Linked DNA regions of Homo sapiens: all the other regions are linked to region 1. The links are chromatin contacts, found by Hi-C or POLR2A ChIA-PET in ENCODE. All regions are on one chromosome and are shown on one strand. Each heading gives the region's core, a stretch centred on a gene start or an enhancer-like site at or near the end of the contact. The rest is flanking DNA. Distances are from core to core; before and after follow the strand shown. Region 1 has its middle 79 kb from the start of CHASERR. Region 2 has its middle 370 kb from the start of LINC02207. Region 3 overlaps SLCO3A1 (solute carrier organic anion transporter family member 3A1).

What was found. Hi-C counts contacts between places; a loop is a spot of excess contacts on that map. ChIA-PET counts read pairs that join two places held with the same protein, here RNA polymerase II (POLR2A). Pooled maps may share reads with other maps.
Region 2: a map of ovary shows a loop between it and region 1 (9-fold over the local background). The contact joins two enhancer-like sites. A Hi-C loop is called at or near these places in 2 of 168 maps with a recorded cell type or tissue (chondrocyte and ovary) and 3 of 50 pooled maps. POLR2A ChIA-PET finds 5 or more read pairs at or near these places in 1 of 52 experiments (Panc1).
Region 3: a pooled map shows a loop between it and region 1 (4-fold over the local background). The contact joins two enhancer-like sites. A Hi-C loop is called at or near these places in 1 of 50 pooled maps. POLR2A ChIA-PET finds 5 or more read pairs at or near these places in 2 of 52 experiments (BJ and H1).

What each region holds. Positions count from the first base shown.
Region 1 is chr15:92,801,977-92,805,874 of GRCh38, forward strand. No RefSeq gene overlaps it. Among named protein-coding and RNA genes, the nearest start is that of CHASERR, 79 kb to the right of the region's middle. RefSeq lists an enhancer at 2,466-2,515. Within about 2 kb of position 1,920, at least 34 of the 41 ENCODE cell types and tissues checked have a DNase peak (open chromatin) inside an H3K27ac peak, as active enhancers do; they include ovary, where a contact is called at or near this core.
Region 2 is chr15:93,484,684-93,488,368 of GRCh38, forward strand. No RefSeq gene overlaps it. Among named protein-coding and RNA genes, the nearest start is that of LINC02207, 370 kb to the right of the region's middle. Within about 2 kb of position 1,553, at least 11 of the 41 ENCODE cell types and tissues checked have a DNase peak (open chromatin) inside an H3K27ac peak, as active enhancers do; they include ovary, where a contact is called at or near this core.
Region 3 is chr15:91,941,833-91,945,321 of GRCh38, forward strand. The region is part of intron 2 of SLCO3A1 (solute carrier organic anion transporter family member 3A1); the gene reads left to right. Among named protein-coding and RNA genes, the nearest start is that of SLCO3A1, 90 kb to the left of the region's middle. Within about 2 kb of position 1,344, at least 21 of the 41 ENCODE cell types and tissues checked have a DNase peak (open chromatin) inside an H3K27ac peak, as active enhancers do.

The DNA of each region.
Region 1 (3,898 bases), core at 670-3,169:
ATGTCCTTACTAATCCTATCAGTTGGGGTTACCTAGTCATCTCTCTACTTAGTGATCAGTGTTCAAATCCTGCTTCTCTATACCAGCTCTGTGAGGTTGAATGAGCTATTCCATCTTTTCTGTCTAGGTTTTCTCATTTCCTTTTTTGTTCTTTTTTTTTTTTTTTTTTTTTGAGACAGGGTCTGGCTTTGTCACCCAGGCTAGAGTGCAGTTGCGCAATCTCGGCTCACTGGAACCTCCTCCTCCCAGGCTCAAGCAATTCTCCCACCTCAGCCTCCAGAATAGCTGGGACCACAGGCATGTGCCACCAAGCCCAACTAATCTTTTTGTATTTTTAGTAGAGATGTAGTTTTGCTATGTTGCCCATGCTGATCTTGAACTCTTGAGCTCAAAATTATCCACCCACCTTGGCCTCCCAGAGTGCTGGGATTACAGGCATGTGCCAACATGCCCGGCTGGGGCCATGCTCTTTCTGAAGCCTCCAGAGGAGACCCTCTGTTCCATGGCTTTTTCTTCTGGTGTTGGTGGCAGTCCTTGGAGTTCCTTGCTTCATGGATGATACTTCACTCCAGTCTCTGTGGCAGAAATTCTCTGGTGTGTGTAGACAAGCCTTCCTCTGCCTCCCTCTTAGGAAGATACATGTGATAACACTTAAGGCCCACCCTGATCATCCAAAATCATCTCCCCATCTCAAGATATTTTTTTTTTTTTGAGATGGAGTCTCGCTCTGTTTCCCAGGCTGGAGTGCAGTGGCGCAGTCTTGGCTCACTGCATCCTCCGCCTCCCGGGCTCAAGTGATTCTCCTGCCTCAGCCTCCTAAGTAGCTGGGACCACAGGCATGTGCCACCATGCCCGGCTAATTTTTGAATTTTTAGTAGAGGTGGGGTTTCACCATGTTGGCCAGGCTGGTCTTGAACTCCTGACTTCAAGTGATCCACCTGCCTCGGCCTCCCAAAGTGCTGGGATTACAGGCGTGAGCCATCGTGCCCGGCATCAAGATCCTTAAATTAAGCTGGGCGTAGTGAGCCGAGATCATGTCACTGCACTTCAGCCTGGGCTACAAAGCAAGACTCCATCTCAAAATAAAATAAAATAAAATAATTTTTTTTTTTTTGAGACGGAGTTTCGCTCTTGCTGCCCAGGCTGGAGTGCTATGGCACGATCCTGGCTCACCACAACCTCCGCCTCCTGGGTTCTAGTGATTCTCCTGCCTCAGCCTTCCAAGTAGCTGGGATTACAGGCATGAGCCACCACACCCGGCTAACTTTGTTGTATTTTTAGTAGAGACAAGGTTTCTCCATGCTGGTCAGGCTGGTCTCGAACTCCCAGCCTCAGGTGATCTGCCCACCTCGGCCTCTCAAAGTGCTGGGATTACAGGTGTGAGCCACCACACCCTAAAATAAAATTGTTTTAAAAGTAAGATCTTTAACTTACACACCTGCACATTTGCAAAGCCCTAGTTGTTGGGGTTTTGTTTTTTTGTTTTTTTTTTTCTTTGAGACAGAGTCTCACTGGGATTGCAGGTGTGAGCCACCTTGCCCTGCCTGTGTTTTGGTTTTTGTTGTTTTTGCCAGATAAAGTAACATTCAGTTTCCACATATTGGGATATCACTGGGAGACCATTATTCAGCCCACCACACACATCCCCAAATCTACCAGGTTAAATGGAGGTAGATTTTTAAGCTTCCCAAGTAGCTGGGACTACAGGCATGCACCACTATGTCTGGCTAATTATTTTTATTTTTTATACAGTTGGGGTCTTGCTACATTGCCCAGGCTGGTCTTGAACTTCTAGGCTCAAGCAAACCTCCTGCCTCTGCCTTCCAAAGTGCTGGGATTACCGGTATGAGTCACCACACTGAGCAAGGGAGAAGAATTTTAAGAGTCCCTATAATAACTCCACACCTCTCTAAAAACCGCACTGCTCGCCCCTCCCCACTCCCACAGGTTTTGGAGTTTCTGACTCCTGAAAGAGAATGAGTCACAGACAGTTCCCGTCAGAAAAGACTATGTCCCTCCCACCTCTCATTTAGTTCCCGTTTGTTTAGGATTCAAGTGTCTTGGGCAGTTAGATAGCTCCCCAGCCTACCCAGTTTCCCTCTTGCCTCCCCTCTACTACCCCCAGAAATGCTTGTGCAATATTGGACTGACTCACCCAGAAATAACTCATGACTCTCCTTTGTTTACAGTTTAAGAGACTAGGGTGTTGAAATATCTCAGCAAAGGCCACTGAGGGACTCTTCAGTCCAGGGACAATGAAACACTGGACAACCTGGGAGGAGTTAGGTACATTCTCTGGCCTTCTCTCAGAGGGGCTTTTGCTGTGTTGTAACAGGCAGTGGAGTGTTGGTAAATATTTAACAAGGCATCTCCAAGGGGAAAAGCCTTAATATGTAGTGTTTACCTATTCCTGTGGTGTAAATACCCCTGCTATGGCCAGTTTCAAGCTACCAACATGATGTCATTGAAACCAAAGTTGGAAAGAAAAGTGCATCATCATTCTGAGCAGCTGACTCCAACACGCCACTGTAGCTCCACTGACCTAAGGGAAAACTGTCAGTCTTCACTCCATAAGGATGTACAGGCCCAGGGGCTGGACAATGTAGCTCTTGGAAGATCACAATAGAGTCAGTTTCCTAATTTCAGGGACCAACTGTTACTGCTAAGAATAAATGGGAGGCCAGGTGCAGTGGCTCACACCTGTAATCCAAGCACTTTGGGAGGCCGAGGCAGGTAGATCACCTGAGGTCAGAGTTCGAGACCAGCCTGACCAACAGAGTGAAACCTCGTCTCTACTAAAAATACAAAAATTAGCCAGGCTTGGTGGCGTGCACCTGTAATCCCAGCTACTCAGGAGGCTGAGGCAGGAGAATCACTTGAACCCAGGAGGCAGAGGTTGCAGTGAGCCGAAATCACACCACTGCACTCCAGCATGGGCAACAGACCAAGACTCTGTCTCAAAAAAAAAAAAAAAAGAACAAATGTGTAAAATAGTCACAGATCTTTACAATCCCATCCAGCGATGAGGTTCTAGGTACAAAACAAACATTAACATCTTTCTCCTCTGGAATCGCTTGAACCAAGGAGACAGAGGTTGCAGTGAGCCAAGATCGTGCCACTGCACTCCAGCCTGGGAATCAGAGTAAGACTCCGCCTCAGGAAAAAAAGAAAAAGAAATCTTTTTCCTCTGAACTCTCATCAAACTTCTATTTCTACATCTCTTTTGATTTTTTTTATTTATCTAACAATGACTGTGCCAAGCAATATTCCAAATAAGGTATATACCGTGACACAATCCAACCTCACAACAAGCCTACAGGCAAGTACTTTATGTATTTATTTATTTGTTTACTTATATATTTGTTGACACTGGGTCTCACTCTGTTGCCGAGGCTGGAGTGCAATGGCACCATCTGGGCTCACTGAAGCCTCGACCTCCTGGGCTCAAGCGATCCTCCCACCTCAGCACCCCCAGAGTAGCTGGGATTACAGGCACACGCTACCACACCCAGCTAATTTTTGTAATTTTAGTAGAGAGGGCATTTCACCTTGTTGCCCAGGCTGGTCTCGAACTCCTGGACTCAGGCGATCCACTGCTTCAGCCTCCCAAAGTGCTGGGATTACAGGAGTGAGCCACCAAGCCCAGCCTGGAACAAGCACTTTTTACAAATCTGTTTTACAAAGGAGCAAACTGAAGCGCTGAGAGGTTAAGTTACATGTCCAAAGTCACAAAGCCCTGAATTGCCTTTGCAATGCCCCTTAAAAAGTGGCAGAATAAATGCCCAACCCAAGAAGCTCTTCACATATTTGATTTAGATTCCACATAAAAATAAAAGCACTATGTATACATATTTACATATGGCATATTTATGATCTACTTTATAGTTATTTTGTAGCT
Region 2 (3,685 bases), core at 303-2,802, 680 kb after region 1:
GTCCCAGTGAATTTTGAGTGCCTCAAGTATATTTAGTGTAACTTTTGATCCTTCCATCTTTCCCATCTTCCACCTGCACCCATGTGCTCAGCCTACCTCATCTTTGTGTAACTCACCTCACTCTACTTCATTTCTTCTATGATCATTGGCCTGTTTCTGTTATTTTCTAGAGATGCATCGAACATCTTTAAACAATAGAGCCAACATCTATCACAGCACATATTCCAGCACTCTCATGTGAAACAAGTGTGAACTGAGGACCTGAGTGCAGTGTGAGAGAAGCAAGCCTGGGACATAGCCCTTCTTACTCCTAGTTCAACACAATCCCCATGATCTTTTAACTTTCTTCCTGTTCTCAGGGTGAGATAAAGAGGAATAGAGACCTGGCTAAGCCATCTGAAACAAACAGACAAGCAACTCAGCACTACAATGGGACTTTTTGGATATATTTGGAGGCAAAGGAATATCAGTTCTTGTCAACCTTCATTTTGCAGACTGTGTGATGTAGCAGAAAAAAGCCAGAGAGATGTGGGTGGAAACCCCAGCCTTTCTATTTGGCGAAATAACTTGACCCTGGGAGAGTTCCTCCTTTTTTAGCCTACAAAATTAGTAGGAGAATAGAGTTATTATGAAAATTATACGAGAAAGAGTATGCAAAGTGCTAATCATTGAGACTGGCTTAAAGCTAGGACTCAAATAAATATGAGTTCTGCTATTTTTCCACATACCTCTTCTCACTTCTTCATTGTAAGCTTCAATTTGTCCCCAAGCCAATGGCATTCACTGTTCCCATTAGTCTCCTGCTAAAATTTTGACTCAAGGTGGTGACAGGGAGTGATGCTGTGTTTGGCCGTCCCACCTGACAATGAGAGGGACTGAATTATGGCGGGAACTCTTCGGCCAAGGGTTGCTTTCTGCTAGGTCTCTTCGGGGGATGCTTCATTCTAGAGGCCAAGAGCGCTTCAAAGAAGGACCAATAAATTGTGCTGGGGGCTGACAACCACACTGCCAAGGGCAGAGTTGCACATGGCAGGCCTTCTTCTTCCTTTAGAAGAACTCTCAACCCCTGGGGTAGAGTTTCCTGTAAGTGTGGGTGTTAAAATGGTTTGTTTTGGTGTTGTTTTTGATACATGCAACTCCTTCCAGAGGCTAAGACATGAAAAGTCCTGCCAGGAAATCATCACTGAGGAATAAATAATATCATAACCCTCTCCTGAAGCCCAACAGTTATTCTCCACACACTCATCCTCCAACACCCTGTCCCAGTTGCCAGCTCCAAACTTATAGAAGTCTCAGCAAACAGGCATGAGGCAGAAACATGTTCCAAAGCTGTCTTGGCTCAGCAGGGTCCACCCATGCTAGCTAGGATGGGGAGAATTCCAAGGTAAACAGGCTGCGTTATCACTCCAGACTTTCTTGGCAGGAACAAACCGGTTTCCAGCCCCAAAACATATTTTGTGTGGATAATGGACAACTAGTTACAGAGTAAACACATGAGGAGTTCGCAGGTGTTATGTTCCTTTGTGTTCGCCAACCAGATGTTCTTGTGTGGGACTGGCGTTTTCCGCCCCCTGGGTGTCCCATGCTGAACTGAAAGTCATTCTTTCTTCCCCCTCTCAATGACATCAAGAAGAATTCTCACAGGATATTTCCCAAAATGAGCTGTAGATTTCACTTGCAAACAAGATTAAACTGTTTCTGTCAATTTCTTTCTTTCTTTTTTCTTTTTTCCTCAATCTGGATTATTCCAAGTAGCATTAGTCAAAATAAACATGTAAATCTTGACCTTTAGAAAAGTAACTACTATAGCAGAGTTATAAAAGTTACCTTAGGGAACTCAGGCTGTGAAATTGATGCCCGTGTCCTCGTGCTCTGGGTTGGCACTGGGTGCTGTGGACGCCACCTGTGCATTGCTACAAATCAAGGCCAAAGGTGGAACATGCCAGTGCTATTTCCACCGCTCCTGGTCAAGGCATCTGGCATGCTGGGGCCATTTGAAGAGGTTTGGACAGTATGTTCTCCTTATGGCCTACTGTGCTATGGATCCATGGGTCAGTTTGGAGAAAGCTGAGTGCTTCTAGAATATCTGACAGATCGAAGTGGGGCAGTGAGGTGAATGAACTTGGGTTTAGGAAATGAAACTTCATCAAACTGTGTCTGAAGTCAATCTCATGTGTCATTAGCCTTGAAAGGTTCTACCTGGTTCTCGTTGAACAAGTCTTGGCCTGGGCCCTGAACTTGCTTGGCTGTAGCAAGGGAAGATTACACAAAACCTCTTTTGCTGTCACGCCTTATCACTCCTCGAGCAGAAAGGAGTTCCTCGTTTTTCCATGCCACCTTTCCCAACACAGGAGTAGCGCCGGGCCAGGTCTCCTCAGTCGCTGAGTCTTGGTGTCATCCAGGCTTCCTATGACACGCTCAGTGCAAGGCAACTTGAGCTGCTCAGGCAGCCTGCTGTGTAGGATCCTCTGGTCTTTCCCCAGTGATGATAAAAAGAGGTAGCCCTAAAATGTGTGAGACATTAAAGGTTGATTGTAGAAGATACACGCAGCATGGTTGGCTGCATAAGAAATTCAATGACGGCTGGGTACCGTGGCTCATGTTTGTAATCCCAGCACTTTGGGAGGCTGAGGTGGGCATATTACGAGGTCAAGAGATCGAGACCATCCTGGCCAACATGGTGAAACCCTGTCTCTACTGAAAATCCAAAAATTAGCTGGGCGTGGTGGTGTGCACCTGTATTCCCAGCTACTCGGGAGGCTGAGGTGGGAGAATCGCTTGAACCAGAGCCTCCCAAGGTGCACCAGAGGTTGCAGTGAGCCAAGTTTGCACCACTGGACTCTAGCCTGGCGACAGAGTAAAACTCCGTCTCAAAAAAAAAAAAAAAAAAAGAAAAGAAAAAGAAATTCAATGACACATGTGCTATGTGCTTCTCAAAACACTACAGTTATAAGATCTTATTTGATCCTAATTAATAATACCTTATGCTACTGTAAGTGCTTGTGGTTTATAAAACACTCTGGCTTACTTTATTTAACTCTCAGCACAAATTTGTGAGGCAGGTGGAATTAGGCTCGCTTTACTGGTGAATTACCTTGGTCTCTGGGAGTTTATGTGATTTACCCAAAGTCATTTGCCAGTCAGTGGCAAAGTCCAACTCAAACTTCAGCCTCTTAACTCCAAATCCAGGGCTTTTCCCAGCAGGTTGGGAGTTCAGTGGAGTAGGTGCCACTGTTCACGTTTTGTAGATGAGAACGTTAAGCAGGGATTACATAACTTGCCAACAAAAAGTAATTTGTGATAGAATCTAAGAAATAATGCACATTTCCTGACTTCTAATCTGGTGCTCTTGCCGCCTCTCTGGGAAGCTTTTGGGGGGGATAAGTGAAGGTGGGAGAGATTTTGTGATCATTGGAAAAGAAATCTAATATAGAAATCCTATCCTAAAGGACATCACAAATTTGCAGAATGCATATCATCGTAATGTATAAAATATATTAGTGGTTAAAAAAAAACTCTGCTCATCCACTCCATTTATGGAATTTATTGCCTAACTGTCTTTTTATACCATGGCAGTGTTTGTGTGTGAAATGTGTCTAACTTGTGGAAGCTATAATTTTGTATTCAAGACATGATGGGTAATTATATATAGGAGTTGCACTTGAATTTCCCATCTACTGACAAA
Region 3 (3,489 bases), core at 94-2,593, 860 kb before region 1:
AGCTGCATAAATGCCACTGGCTTATGGGCATCTGCAGTTCTGAGAGTGAGGGCTGGGGGCTGGTCTTAGGAGGGCAGCTCTCAGGCTACAAATGGGGGCTTGCACCAGCGTACTGGCTGAGGACTGCCTGCCTTTGAGCTAGGTCTTACCCATCCACGACAAAAATGAGAGAACAGTACAAGGTGGAGAGTTTGTCATAAGCTTAATTTATTCAATTTAGAGTCTTGTTCTTTATTCTAGACAATGCCACCACCTACTGTTTTGCTGTTTAAATGTACCTAATTTTAGGAAATCATAATTTTGGATCACGGCAGCTTTTCTTATTAAAATTTTACTTGTAGAAATAAAAAGGTGGCACCTCTGTCATTTACCCCTCAATATTTTATATTTGACTCTTCTGTGAAATCCAAAAATGTAGCAACTGCTGAACCCCACAATGTCTGATCTATAGCAGGCATTTCAGAGCCTCCAGGACTTGATTAGATATTGTTACACAGTGGTGATATGAGAACACACACCTGTCCATCGTTGAGATTTTGTTTTATGTATATTCCTATAGCTGTGCAGGTAAAACATGCCATTTAGCAGTGCTACTATGGCACAACTGCAGGGGGCACCATGTAGAGACCGTAGTTGGATGTGGCCTGGAGTTGTGTGTCAGTGGCCATCCCTCTTAGATTGACGATGCCCAGGCTCACTGGTTTTCAAACTTTGTTTTGCAACAGAACTCTGCTGGAAATGTATGTTTGTTTGTTTGTTTGTTTGTTTCGAGACCGAGTCTTGCTCTGTCGACCAGGCTGGATTGCAGTGGCCCAATCTCAGCTCACTGCAACCTCCACCTCCTGGGTGAAGGTAATTCCCAAGAAGCTGGAATTACAGGCGTGCACCACCACGCCCGGCTAATTTTTGAAAAGAGATGGGGTTTCTCCATGTTGGCCAGCCTGGTCTCAAATTCCTGACCTAAAGTGATCAGGTCACTGATCACTCCTCCCAAGGAGCTGGAATTACAGGCATGAGCCACCACACCCAGCCCTTTGCTGGAAATCTTAAGGGGAGTTCCCCTATTGATCAGACAGAGCAGAACTGCTCTGCCCGAGTGGGCGTGGGGCCCAGGGCCCAGCCGTTTGACCTCGTTCTGCCTCCCTTTCTCTCCTAAAAGCATCTCCCTTGACCTTCTGTCCTTGTAATTAATTCAGGTCTCCACAGAGCACACTGAAAACCTCAGGTCTAGTCTCATTTCCATTTTATAGAAATTGATGGTAAAAGACACATAGCATAAAACGTAGCATCTTACCCATTTGTAAGTGTGCAGCCTAGTAGTGTTAAGGACACTCCCAGTGTTGTGCAATCTCCAGAATGTTTCGTGTTGCAAAACCGAAACTGCACTCATTAAACAACTCCCCATTCCCCCTCCCCTCAGCCCTTGGCAACCACCAGTGTGCTTCCTTCTGTCTCTGTGAGTCTTGCTATCCTAGTTACCTCCTGGAAGTGGAACCCTACAGTATCTGTCCTTTTGTGACTGGTTTACTTCACTTAGTATCATGTCCTCAAGGTTCATCCAAGTTGTAGCCTGTGTCAGAATTTCCTTCCTTTTTAAGGCAGAATCATATTTCATTGTAGGTGTAAACCATATTTTGTTTATCCATTCATCTGCTATGGACACTAGGATTGCTTGCACCTATGGCTGCTGTGAATTAATGCTGCTATGAACCATAGGTGTGCAAAATGTCTTTTGAGTTCCTGCTTTTAATTCTCTTGCTTACACCCAGAAATGGAAATGCTGGATTATATGGTAATTCCATGTTTAATTTTTCGAGGAACCGCCATACTGTTTTTCATACCCAGTGCATAATTTTCATGTCTCATTGTTGATAAAATAGAGGTGACTAGGAGGCTCCAGGAAGAAGCCAGAGCCCCAGAGGACACAGAATGGCCTGGGAATGTATTCCCTCCATCTGTGCTAGGTCATGATTTGGGCATCGCTGGCTTCCTCTCCCCAGAGGCCAGCTCTTGCTGGATTCCAATGACCTGGTTCCCTCTTTGTGCCTCTTCAGGGCTACCCTCTGGTGACTGCCTCCCATGTTGCTTGTCTTGGGTGCCTTAGCATCCCTCGGTGGGTCCCTTGGCTCTGCCTTCACTTCTGTCAATAGACCTCCATTAGCTGCTCTTCATTGGAAACTTTTGAGCGTGCCATTTGCTACCTGCACATCTTGTCTGATATAATTACTAGCAGGATGACCTTGGGCACATTGCACAACCTCACTGTACCTCAGTTTCCTTCATCTATAAACTGCCTCCCTAGGGTTGCTGATGTATGTTGATCTATTACAAAGGACTGAAAACAGCCACTGGCACATAGGAAGCCCTCACGTAAGTGTTCACCATTATTTGTATGATTACCATATCCCTGTGCAAGGTCCCTCCTAAGATGTAAGCTGCCTTAGGTCTCCAGGGCTCCCCCTTTGGAATGTGAGCCCCTTACAGATTCAGTACCTGATTTCTGGGCTTCGAGGCAAGACAGACATGGCCAAGGGGAGAAAAGCAGTATTGGAAGGATGCTCCCAGACCTATCCACCAAAGTGAGACAAAGCATTGGGTGAACCCTCTTCTCAGTACCAGCTTCACAGAATAGTAAGCAGCTGCAGCGTGGGGCTCAGAGTGGCTTTGGCTTCTGTGCTTACTTAGCAAGTGATCCGTCACAAGTCCTGCCAGCTCCCTTTGGAACTCTGTCACCCCGCTCAGCCATGGACAAGCAGACAGCCACGGATATTATGACAATGCAAGTCCTGGAGGGTTTGCATCTCTGATATGGAGGAGTCAGAGTAATCCTTCCCACTCTCCCCCGAGATGCTTTTCAAAGAGGAGCCTGCTTTGAGTTCTGAACATCTGAGTCTTTCACGAAGGAATGTGGAGAAATCGAGGGGGCTTTTCTTCCCTGCAGAACTGATGATGGCCATCCAGAGGGGGAAAGGCACGAGCAGGCTCCCTCTCTCTCTCTTTCTCTCCCCCTCTTTTTTTGGGTGCAACAGAAACCTTGCACTTCCCTTAAGCTTTCTGTAGTACATGTTAAGATTCCTCTGCCACGCCCAAATTTCAACTTTTCTCCAATATTCTCTTTAACTTAGAATGAGGACTCAGGCCCTAATTGAATTGTCTTTGAACAGTTTTTGTTCTGAGCTATGAACTGTATATTCCCTTTATTCACCCAACAGATATTTATTAAATATTTTTGGTTGGGCATGGTGGCTCATGCCTGTAATCCCAGCACTTTGGGAGGCCGAGGCAGGCGATCACGAGGTCAGGAGTTCGAGACACCCTGACCAACATGGTGAAACCCTGTCTCTACTAAAAATACAAAAATTAGCTGGGCATGGTGGCGTGTGCCTGTAATCTCAGCTACTTGGGAGGCTGAGGCAGGAGAATCACTTGAACCTGGGAGGCTGAGGTTGCAGTGAACCTAGATTATACCATTGCACTTCAACCTGGGAG